Linked DNA regions of Homo sapiens: region 1 is linked to region 2. A link is an interaction called in ENCODE POLR2A ChIA-PET data of the cell type or tissue named here. Cell type or tissue: GM12878. All regions are shown on one strand. Links, peaks and the distances in the headings refer to the core of each region. The heading gives the core; the rest is flanking DNA. Region 1 overlaps KCNQ5 (potassium voltage-gated channel subfamily Q member 5). Region 2 overlaps KCNQ5 (potassium voltage-gated channel subfamily Q member 5).

Region 1 (5,386 bases), core at 243-5,242, 400 kb after region 2:
AATAGCAGTTGTTTCTGCAAAAACTCAGGGTAATATTTTTGCCACGTCTGCACTCAGAAGTCTCCGTTTCCTACAGATCCTCCGCATGGTGCGCATGGACCGAAGGGGAGGCACTTGGAAATTACTGGGTTCAGTGGTTTATGCTCACAGCAAGGTAAGATTTGCTCTCTGAATTTAAAAACACAATTTTTGAAACTTTTTCATTGATCGCTGTAATAGTTAATAAACCTGTCACAAGAAAACTTAGTCATTGCAGAAAATGGTTAAAACAATTTTGGGACATGATGTACAATGGATTATTTAAGAGCCATCATAAACATCCAAGAAGTAGTAAAGTGAATAGAATCCTCATAGAATTCTTTTTTCCTTTTTCAAAGATTTCCCACCTCTAAAAATCTTTCATTCCTTTTATATCTAGGAATTAATCACAGCTTGGTACATAGGATTTTTGGTTCTTATTTTTTCGTCTTTCCTTGTCTATCTGGTGGAAAAGGATGCCAATAAAGAGTTTTCTACATATGCAGATGCTCTCTGGTGGGGCACAGTAAGTATAAAAATACATTTTTTATTTATTGGATGTTGTGAATTGTTTTTTTTTAATACAACGTAATGGTTCCTATGGATGGTTTCAATAAAAATATTAAATTGCGAAAGAGAGTTATATGGAAAATAAATACTACTTATTATTGTCTAAAGGCTTTCCACATCTTTTTAGGCCAACTAAGTTGTCTTGTAAACCATCATTAATATTTCTTGAGTGCTAGATTGTTGCCAAAATTAAAAATATATAAAATATATAAATATATATCATTTTTAAAATGGTGATTAAAACATTGATAGTTTGTTTATTTGTTTTAACTTTGTGGAGCACAAATTTAAATGATCAATTGTTGCATTGATTTTCCGCTCTTCAAAAGTTTATCTGGGGTTAAAAAATGAATGGAAGCTGTGAATAAAATTGCAGCACAAAGAAATGAAAAAGAAGACTGGTAACCATCTGTGAGATCAGAGATTATAGTCACCTAATTTCAAAACTTTCCTCTCAAAACCTACTTTTTCTTTATATTATTAAAGAATAATTTTCCAAATAAATAAAGTAAAATCATGATTCTTACATAGAAAGAAAATTAACACATGCTAAACATTCATTTAACTCATTTTAAAAGTTTAAGTCATTATTAATGAAGAAACCAGTAAGATGTTAAAACCAGTTCAAAGCACTATCCAAAGGACAGAAACATTTAAAGATCAGGAATATTGAAATCAATGTGCAAATAGAGGCAAAACTGGCTCCTTCCACAGTGTGGGAGGGAAGTCAGTTCAACCTCCACTAGGCAGAATTTATTTACATGTCCATAGGCAAGAATTATTTTGCATTGCTACCAGTTATCAACAACTTACAGAGTTGTAAAATAGCTCAAAGGCTATGAAAAGAGCAGAGCCCCATAAAATCAGAATCCAAAAACCTGGAAGGGTGTACTCTGAACAACGCATAGTTTTCCACTGAAGCAAAAATTTTCCCTGCATTGTAAAGAATTTATGAAACAGTCATTGGAGCTATGCCGTAATAAGAATGACATGGGATATAGGAGTGCTTTATGCAATGTATAAATTACATTTCTTTTTATTTTATTCCTTTAAGGTATTCCAAAGGGGAGTTATATGAAAATAATCATAGCCAAACATGGTGGCTCACGCCTGTAATCCAAGCACTTTGGGAGGCTAAGGCGGGCCAGTTGCTTGAGCTCAGGCATTTGAGACCAGCCTGGGCAACATGGCAAGACCCCATCCCTACAAAAAATACAAAAATTAGCCAGGTGTGGTGGCACACTCCTGTAGTTCCAGCTACCTGGGAGGCTGAGGTGGCAGAATCACTTAAGCCTGGCAGGTAGATTATAAATGCTTGTCTAAAGAATGTCCATATCGTTTTGGTTCAAAAAACCCCGTGAGTTCTCTTTTAAACCACCCTTAGTATTTCTTGAGTTCTAGATTGTTGCCAAAATAAAAATATATCATTTTCTTAAGCTGTGATTTAAACAATGATAGGCTTTTTATTTGTTTGTTTAGTGAAGCACAGAGTTACCAATTGTTGCATTGTTCCACTAGTCATCAAAAGCTCATCAGCAAGACCCAGAACATTTGTCAGAGAGGGGGAAAATTTGTTAGGGCTGTATTTAGCAGAACTTGTTGTATTTGTTGATTGCATAGCAGCAATAAAATGAATAAAAATGAGAAATACATTCACCTAAAGATTCGAATTTTTTTCTTAAGTTATCTAAGTAAATGTCTACAAGATTATGCCATTGGTTTCAAAGGATTCCGTTGGTTTAATAATGTGGTTTCCGGCTGCTCTTCACTATTCACAAGCAATAATGGGCATTTCGAAAAAGAGTGGAAGCTTGAAAGAGAGCAGTCATCTGACACTCTTAAAATACTTTTTATATGTAGAGAGCAAATGAAAATCTGTGACTCATGATGGGATAAACTGTAAACTGAGAAAACAGGAGGCTTTTCTTGCCAGCAAGGGGAAGACAGTTTATCATCCCAGCCTTCAAAGCAATGGTTTGAATTCAAGTTTAATTTTTGCTTCTCTTGGATAATTCTAATGTATTTGACTTACTGAGGCACCCAGGTGCCCCTTTTGCCACTGAGATGCAGTTGTTGGTGAGTTTAGCCTGGGAGCTCATTATCTTTCTTTTTATTAGTCTTCCATTTCTCCTTATTACAAAAAAGAATTGCTGTATTGTGTGTTAAACAGTGTGTGGGAAACTCTTAATATACCTCTCAGTTAGTCATCAGTTTGTTTCTTTTGCCAGAATAACCCACACGGTAGGTTTTCAAAGGTCATATCTGTGACTTTCAGGGGAAGAAACATTTTCATTGATTTGCCTTTCAGTTCTGCTAATTTGACTGACATTTAACCCGTACTTAACAGGTTCCTGAATGGCCTAATTATGTTTCTATTTTTAAAAAAAATCTAGTCTTGAATATGAGAGTAAAAATTTTATAAGAGATCAAACTTCGAAGAATTTTTTAAGGCCTTATTGGTCCGTAGCAGGTTTGTTGATATTAACTGACTCATTAATGAAATTGTCTGAATCCTAAAAAGACAGAAGAAGCAAACAAACAAGAGAGCTCATTGTTTCTATTCATTTTAAGAAGAACATATACTAGATTCCTAGTGGGAAATAAAATAAATTTAGACTATTATACCTTTTATTTATACATTAATCAAGACCTTAGTGAAAATTATGGTTGGGTATTTCTTAGTTAAAATTGCGCATGTTGCACCTAATGGAAACCTTAATAACTATGGAAGTATCCAGAATAAATAGGGAAATGATAGCATCCTAAATGAGAGTATTTCTAAGTGTTACACTTTGATGAAAAAAGGAAATCCCCTATATTAAAAGATCCCACAGTATCAACATTAAGTATCAAAATATAGGTTTTGTTCCACAGATACGCTGTGCCAGTGAATTTTCAATACTAACTCTGGAACTCCTTCCATTAAGATAGTGAGATCTGTCCCCTAGATCAACATTTGGAGGGATATCATGGTGGGATCAGTGCTGCCCAAAAAACTTTGATCCCTGAAAGCAGTTTCATATTAGTGAATAGCAATACCTAGTTCATTGAGTAAGTGAAATAGATATAAAAGACCTGGTACCAAGAACATAGCAAGTGCCCAATCAAATATGAGAGCTATTGTTGGTGTAGACATCATTGCTGTGGAAGTTAAATGAAAGCACCTTTAATACAAAAGGAACAAAAAAAGAGCTATGTGTTTTGATGCAGACCCACAGTTTGAACACAGAAGAGGCTTGGGAATTGGAGGTTGTGATGAAAAGATGTCCTGGGTTCTGATGTGGCAACTAAAGTTGCATTGATGGCAGAAAATGGAAGAGGGAAGTAGCTCTAGTAGCTGAGGCACTGAGAGTTGCTGGAAAAGGGGATCTTCTGATTGTTGGATAGAGCTCCATTTATTATCATTTTCTATTGTTATTTTTCTCATTTTTGGTTGTTCCAGATTTATTCTGAAATAATTTAAGAATGGGTTTCCCTGGAGTTATTTTCTGTTATTAAATCCTTCCTGTTTTGTGGGAGTGATTTTTCTCTTTTTGATCTGCTTTAGATTTATTTTGAAATAACTTAAGATCAGGTTTTCCTGCACTCCAGCCTGGGTGCTTGAGTGAGACCCTGCCTCAAAGACTCCCTTGGGGAGAATTATACCGTGCCACGGAAATCTACCAACAGTATATTGTTCACCTGAACACATTAGCTATAAACTAATGTACATAGATTTACTAAAAACATAATTGTATCTTCAAAATCAGGTCAATAAATATTTGTTGATTTGTTGCCTGAAAGAAAGAAGGATTTATATCTCCTGATTTGGAATTAATTCTGCTATTGAAAAGAAAAAAAACTTTAGCCTAACCAGTGTCTTAAATTATAATCTGACCATAGCCTCAGCCATCTCATTTAAAAAAAAAATCAAGAAAAGTCTGGACCAGAGTTTTCATTTGTTTTTCAGTATTATTTCTGAGGAAGAATTCCTGAATGCTAAACACACGAAGGTGCCCCCACTCCACCTCAGATTTTCCTAACATAATTACAACTTTATGCCAACATTTCCAACCCACAGATTTTCAGAATGTATTTTCTTTCACCTGTGTGACTGTATTTGAGCATAGGAAACATAAGGGCCAAAATATATCTAAGCTGTTTCTATCTGCAAGACGCCTTCAAATAAATGGTCCAGCTGAAGAGATGGTACAAAATACCAGGGATTCCTGAGGCCAGCTGTGGGGAGGTAGCAGGGCAAAGCAGACCATCCCTGCCCAGATCCTCATCCGCCTTGTTACCCTGCAGCCTGAAAAGGCAGCTGCCAGCTTCTCAGTTTAAGAACTGTGGCAAGAAATGGCAGCTTCTCACTTAAGGAGAATACTACTCTGCCTAGAACTTTACTGAAAGAGATGGTGGACATTTTTGTCACTTGTAATTTGTTTTTAATTTTAAAAAGTAAATTCAAAACGTCATGACCTTACCTATGATATTATAAAGATCATACTCAAAAGTCACGAGTATGAATCACAGAAGATTTTTATAATAAAAATGTAATCTATCCAGTGCATGTTCACCAGCATATCTCTTACAAGCTCTGGAATGAGGAAAAAAAATGGAATTATGTCCAATATCGTGATGTAAAGATCCATCTCTCTATTCTCCTGCTTCTCATCTCTTACACACACGTATATATAAGCAAAATGTCACGCTCACATGGGTGTGGGAAATCAAAGCTCACGAAACACTATTTAGTTTACTTGCCCACTTATGTAAATATTGTATTTGTTTTAGAATAGAGTAGAAGCTCTCAGAACTT
Region 2 (5,386 bases), core at 266-5,265:
CTTACTGCAAATCAGAAGCTGCTGGAAACACTGCTTACTAATTGTATACCAAAGCACTTGAGTAAAAAAGTGTGGAAGGGCTATGAAAGCCCTGCTTCTCCTGTTACTTACTTCTGTAAACCAGGACACAAGTTGAGTGAGCTGTGCATTTATTGGAGCTCTCTTATAGAGCACGCAGATCCTGCATGTTTGGAAGTTACAACATTGAGGACGTGAGAAGAAAGCAATGGGGGCTTTCTGTGTATGTGAGAATAAAGCAACGGGGGCTTGCTGTGTGATGATGCTAGTTTGTAACTACTATTATGATAACAATAACAATGATGATAAGAGATAATAATAGCTTTTATTCATTGAGTAATTATTCTCTGTTGGGCTCTTTGCATCTACACGTTACCTCTTAGCATCACAACCCTCCTGGATAAGTTTTATTATCTCTATTTTACAGGCAAGAGAAGTATGCCACTGAAGAATGAAGTGACTTTTCCTTGTGTCAGCTAGCTAATAAGTAACAGAACTGAAATTCAAACCCAGATCCAAAGTCTCTCTCTTTGAACTAGTCAAGGATGGATAATTAATGTTTGACATTAAAACCATAGATGCTTCAAATCCATAATATTGATGATAATATGACTTATGTGGCCCAAAAGATGCAGCCTCTGCATGCATGCCCTAAGTAAACCTGTTTTGCCAGCTTTTGTTCCGGATCTTGCGCCTTCACAGTTGCCCCTTTAAGCTTATCCCCACAGCTTATCATCATCATGCTGTGATCCCAGGACATTCAGAAGATGTGATAGAGTTTTCATGGGATAAACCTGTGAACCATTCCCTTTCAATATCTTCAGTGCCCCTTTCTGACTTATAGAATATGGAGTCAGTCTAAATTATTTAAATTTTCCCTTGAGGATTCTCTAGCCCTATCCTAGATTTGCTCCTGGGTTGCCTTGGAGAATCAAATGAGTTCTTCCCTGAGGGGGAACTGGAAAAATCCTGGAGTTCCCCAGGACTTGAGGATTTCCTGGAGTGACCTCCTTCTTGTGAGATCCTTCAGATCCATGGTCCCAGCTTTCAAGTATGTGGAGAAAAGAGCCTCAGTAGAGTTATCTCTGTCCAAAGCCACTTCATAAAATACTTCCTTAGATATTTTAATGCTTGGCAGTCCCATCTGTAACATTACAGGGATTGGACAATTCCTCACATGGTTATGTTCTTTGGCCAGCACAGTATTAAAAAAACAAAACAAAACAAAAAACGCTCTATATTGTTTTTAGGAACAAAATGCTTGCTCTAGTTCTCCACGGTCTTCTCCAATATCTATTGTATCACAACCAGCCAACTTCCCTGATTAACACTCCCTGCCTGACCCTTAAAGGTGTTTGTTTCTGAAGGTACTGGAAGTGATAATATTCTAAATTTCTTCCAGCTCTACTATCCTCTGATTCTCTCCTTATTTTCAGTTTACAAAAAGGATTTGTACCTTTTTTTTCCTTTGGCCCCACACTTATGTCTTCCTTGCTTCCTTTCATTCTGCTTTTCTGACCTTCCCTTCAGTGCTCAGACATCAAGTGCTTCAACCCACTCTTAGCTGTCCAAGTTCTCTGCCATGGCCTCTTTCCCTGTCTCAGGAATCCAGCCCTCAAAGTACTCCTCTTATACCCCTACTTTACTCTTAATAAATTTTCTATCTCTATGAAGAATCATGAAAGTAAGCTCTTTAAATTGATTCATAATGAAAATAGATTATTCCTGGTATCTTCTATTTTACCATTAGGAACAAGGGTGGGACTGGGATGGAGAGGTGCTTAGGAGCTCCAATGAGTCTTTAATTGGTCAAGGCCAGGGTGGCGAGGATGAAAGGGTTGTGGAAGGGAAAGACCTAATCTGCTGATTTTTTCACACTTACCAAAGAAAGAGGAGAAAGGCTCCTCCAGGAGCCTCTTTACGTTTTTATGTTGAAAAGAGGAGCTGATCGCTGCCCCACTTAGAAATGTCTCACTACCTTCTCTGGAGAGGACAGCTTCTTTAAGGATGGCTCTGCCCTCAGCCATACGTGATTTTTTAACTCAGTGTGTCTTCCTTGGCCTGGATGCAGAGGATGGAAGATGGCGTCCTTACTGCTTCACCTGTTTTACCACAATTTTGTTAAGTGGAGAAATTATGGGTAATTAACTCAAGTTCACACAAATGCTAAGTGTTAAAACTAGTTCTCAAGCTAAAGTGTGTCTGAACCCCAAAGCCAAGCCTTTGCTGTCAGACTTTCTGAGGCTCTCAGAATCCCCCATTTTCAGGTACCTGTGGTCAGAGGAGGGAGAAATCAGCACACACATTCTCACTTACTCTTGGATTCTGGTCTTTGGTGGGAGCTTGAAGCAAGTGCTTGTTAGCCACATATACTTTTTTTTTTTTTTTTTTTTTTGAGACAGAGTCTCGCTCTGTCGCCCAGGCTGGAGTGCAGTGGCGCAATCTCGGCTCACTGTAAGCTCTGCCTCCCGGGTTCACGCCATTCTCCTGCCTCAGCCTTCCGAGTAGCTGGGACTACAGGTATGTGCCACCACACCCGGCTAATTTTTTGTATTTTTAGAAGAGACGGGGTTTCACCATGTTAGCCAGGATGGTCTTGATTTCCTGAACTCATGATCCACCTGCCTCGGCCTCCCAAAGGGCTGGGATTACAGGCGTGAGCTACTGCGCCTGGCCCACATATACTTTTTCTCTTGCCCAGCTGGTCTTAATTGTATATGGTTTAGATGTCTCTTAGGAATGCCTGGGTTTGTATGTTTGGTGTGGTAAAAAAAAAAAAATGCCATTTGTGTAACTGCTTACCAACTTACCAAGTTATGATGAATAAAGTAATTATGTCAAAATGTTTAGGTTTACATTGTCTGGAGCTTATAATTTTATAATTGCTGCTAACAGCTAGTTTTTCTTTTATGTTTTCACATCATTTTCTGTCCTCATGGAAAGTCTTAACCTGTGAGAAAGCCATCGGTATCTTCATTTTAGTAATAATGAAACTGAGACTTAGCTTACCAACCCACATGGTCAATATCAACACACAGGTCTTTTGATTTCAAAACCTACAAGAAAACTCTGTTCATGTATGTATAATCATTACCTATTATGCACATGGCATGATCACCTGGTCTCTATAAAGCAAAAACAAAAAGCCCGACATGATTCTCTTAGCCTTCCAATTCCGAATGAGTATGGGTTCCACCATCCATAGTCACCAAGGTCCTTATTCATTCAAGATCCTTCCTTAGTCAGATCCTGAGGCTTTTGTGTGCACTGGCAGCAATGGCATCCCACGCTTCCCTGACACTGGAGGATACCTACAGAAAAGATCCTAGCTGCTTGCCAATTTTAAGGCACATCCATGTAGTAGAGTGAGAGCCTACACCGACAAAGTATTGTGGTTTCTTCCCAAGAAACTATTTCTTAACTATTTTGCCTGGAAATCTCCATCCACAGAGGCAGACAGTAAAAGTTTCCAAAAATCTTTCATCAGTGTCTTTGAGATAGACTTGCCTCTGCCACCTGGGCATTAGTATCAGGCCTTGATATTGATTATTACACATTGTATACATGTATCAAAATATCACACTGTATCTCCAAAATAGGTACAATGGTCTGTCAATCAAAAATTATAATGCAAGAAAAAGTGTTGTTTTCATGCACTTGGAATGGGCCTTTGCATATGTTATCTGTGTAATGCTATGCATTGTCATTTGGAAAGTTTTAGTTCACTAGTTATGAAAACCTTCCAAATATTGACATATTAATTTATGAAATAACAAAATGTTACATTTGTTAATATGAATTAATAATGCTGGCATATGATAAAGAATGTGTGTGTATGCATTTGTGTCTGTGTGTGTGTATGTGTGTATTTCTGTGTGTGTGTATGCGTGTGTGTCTGTCTGTGTATTTCTGAGGCCCCTAGGCATTGCTCCATCTCTCCTCTATATAATTCTTAAGAAACATTCCACTGGGCTGCATTTCTTGGCCTACACCATTGTCCCTCCCTCTATATTGTTTGTTTGTACTTCAGGCCAAAAACAAAACAAGCACAAATAAGCACACTGAACAAGAAAGAGAAAAGGGCCCTTAAAATGAGATGAAGAGAGAGGGTGTAGGGCTATGTGTTGTGCAGAATGATTGAATGAATCCAGGCAAACTCTGATTTGGTTTGTAAGTTCTATTTTATCTATTTTAGTAACCTGTATTGAAAGCCTGGACCCAAAGAGCTGAGGTCCTAATTCAATGGTTTCTGTCTGTGATACAAAAAGTTTCTGGCTACTCACTAAGAGGTTTGCTTAGAGTAAATCCCTCAGTCAAGAGAAACATATTGTTTTGAATTGAAGCTCAGTTTTTAGTTAACAAAACTATATGCATTCCAACATACACTGGTTTTGTTCCTTTTCTTTTGAGCTGGATATACATGCATATAATACAAAATCAAAAGATATATGGTGGTTAACAGTGAGAATTCTTCCATCCCGTTCCTGGCCCCCTGACAACCAATTTCTTACTCCAGAGTCAACTACTATCCTTGCATTTTTTATATCCTTCAGAGATGTTGTATGCATTATCACTATGGATGTAAGTTTTTGTTTTTTTCATAAATGTTATCATATCATACACACTGTATATTATGCCTTAGCAGTTTATACAATACTGCCTTACTCATTTTCATAGTATACAGAATTCCATCAAATGGATGTGAACTAATTTATTTAACTGCCTTCAATTATTTCTAATATTGTCTATCATATTTCAAGGAAAATGCTTATATGAATGTCATTTTACTTGTATGTTAGTATATCAAGAGGATAACTTCCTAGAAATGTATCTTGGGCTCCTCTAAGAAAATACCATTGCTGAGTGGCTTAAACAATAGACATTTATTTCTCACAGTTCTAGAGCAGGAAAGTCCTAGATCAAGATGCCAACAGATTCAATTCTTAGTGAGGGTCCTCTTCTTAGCTTGCAGATAGTTGCCACCTAGCCGCGTGATCATGTGACCTCTTCTTTGTGCATGTTTAGAGAGAGAGCTGTGGTATCTCTTCTTTTTCAAGGATGTTGACCCCCTTATGGGGCTTCATCTTCATGACCTCATCGAAACCTGATTTACCTCCCAAATGTCTCACCTCCTAATAATATCACATTGGGGATTAGAGCTTCAACATATGAACTTTAATATGTTGAAAATTCAGCTCATAACATGACTGGGTCAAACTGTGTAAAATTTTGGCAGATTTGCTATTGCTTCACATAGGGTCCTACCCGTTTCCAATATAAGAAAGAGTAAGACTTTGAACCTTGCCAACAAACTGTATTATCAAATTTTGTGATGTTCCCTCGAGCTGATAGGTCAAAATGATAGCTC

Evidence for each region. Peaks named below come from ENCODE experiments on the same cell type or tissue, not always from the same donor. Only the 100,000 strongest peaks of a DNase experiment are listed, where the experiment ranks them.
Region 1: POLR2A ChIA-PET joins it to region 2 with 6 read pairs; 1 of 35 experiments calls an interaction of 5 or more read pairs at or near these places.

The regions. Positions count from the first base shown.
Region 1 is chr6:73,077,344-73,082,729 of GRCh38, forward strand. It overlaps KCNQ5 (potassium voltage-gated channel subfamily Q member 5), which reads left to right. Exons shown (of 14, transcript NM_019842.4): 4 at 1-154; 5 at 419-544. Among named protein-coding and RNA genes, the nearest start is that of KCNQ5-AS1, 63 kb to the right of the region's middle. In GM12878, for the core only: no CTCF peak of the experiment used is centred there; a DNase peak (open chromatin) is centred at 2,738; H3K27ac peaks cover 397 bases.
Region 2 is chr6:72,680,973-72,686,358 of GRCh38, forward strand. The region is part of intron 1 of KCNQ5 (potassium voltage-gated channel subfamily Q member 5); the gene reads left to right. Among named protein-coding and RNA genes, the nearest start is that of KCNQ5-IT1, 53 kb to the left of the region's middle. In GM12878, for the core only: no CTCF peak of the experiment used is centred there; DNase peaks (open chromatin) are centred at 2,279 and 3,009; H3K4me3 peaks cover 1,010 bases; H3K27ac peaks cover 2,188 bases.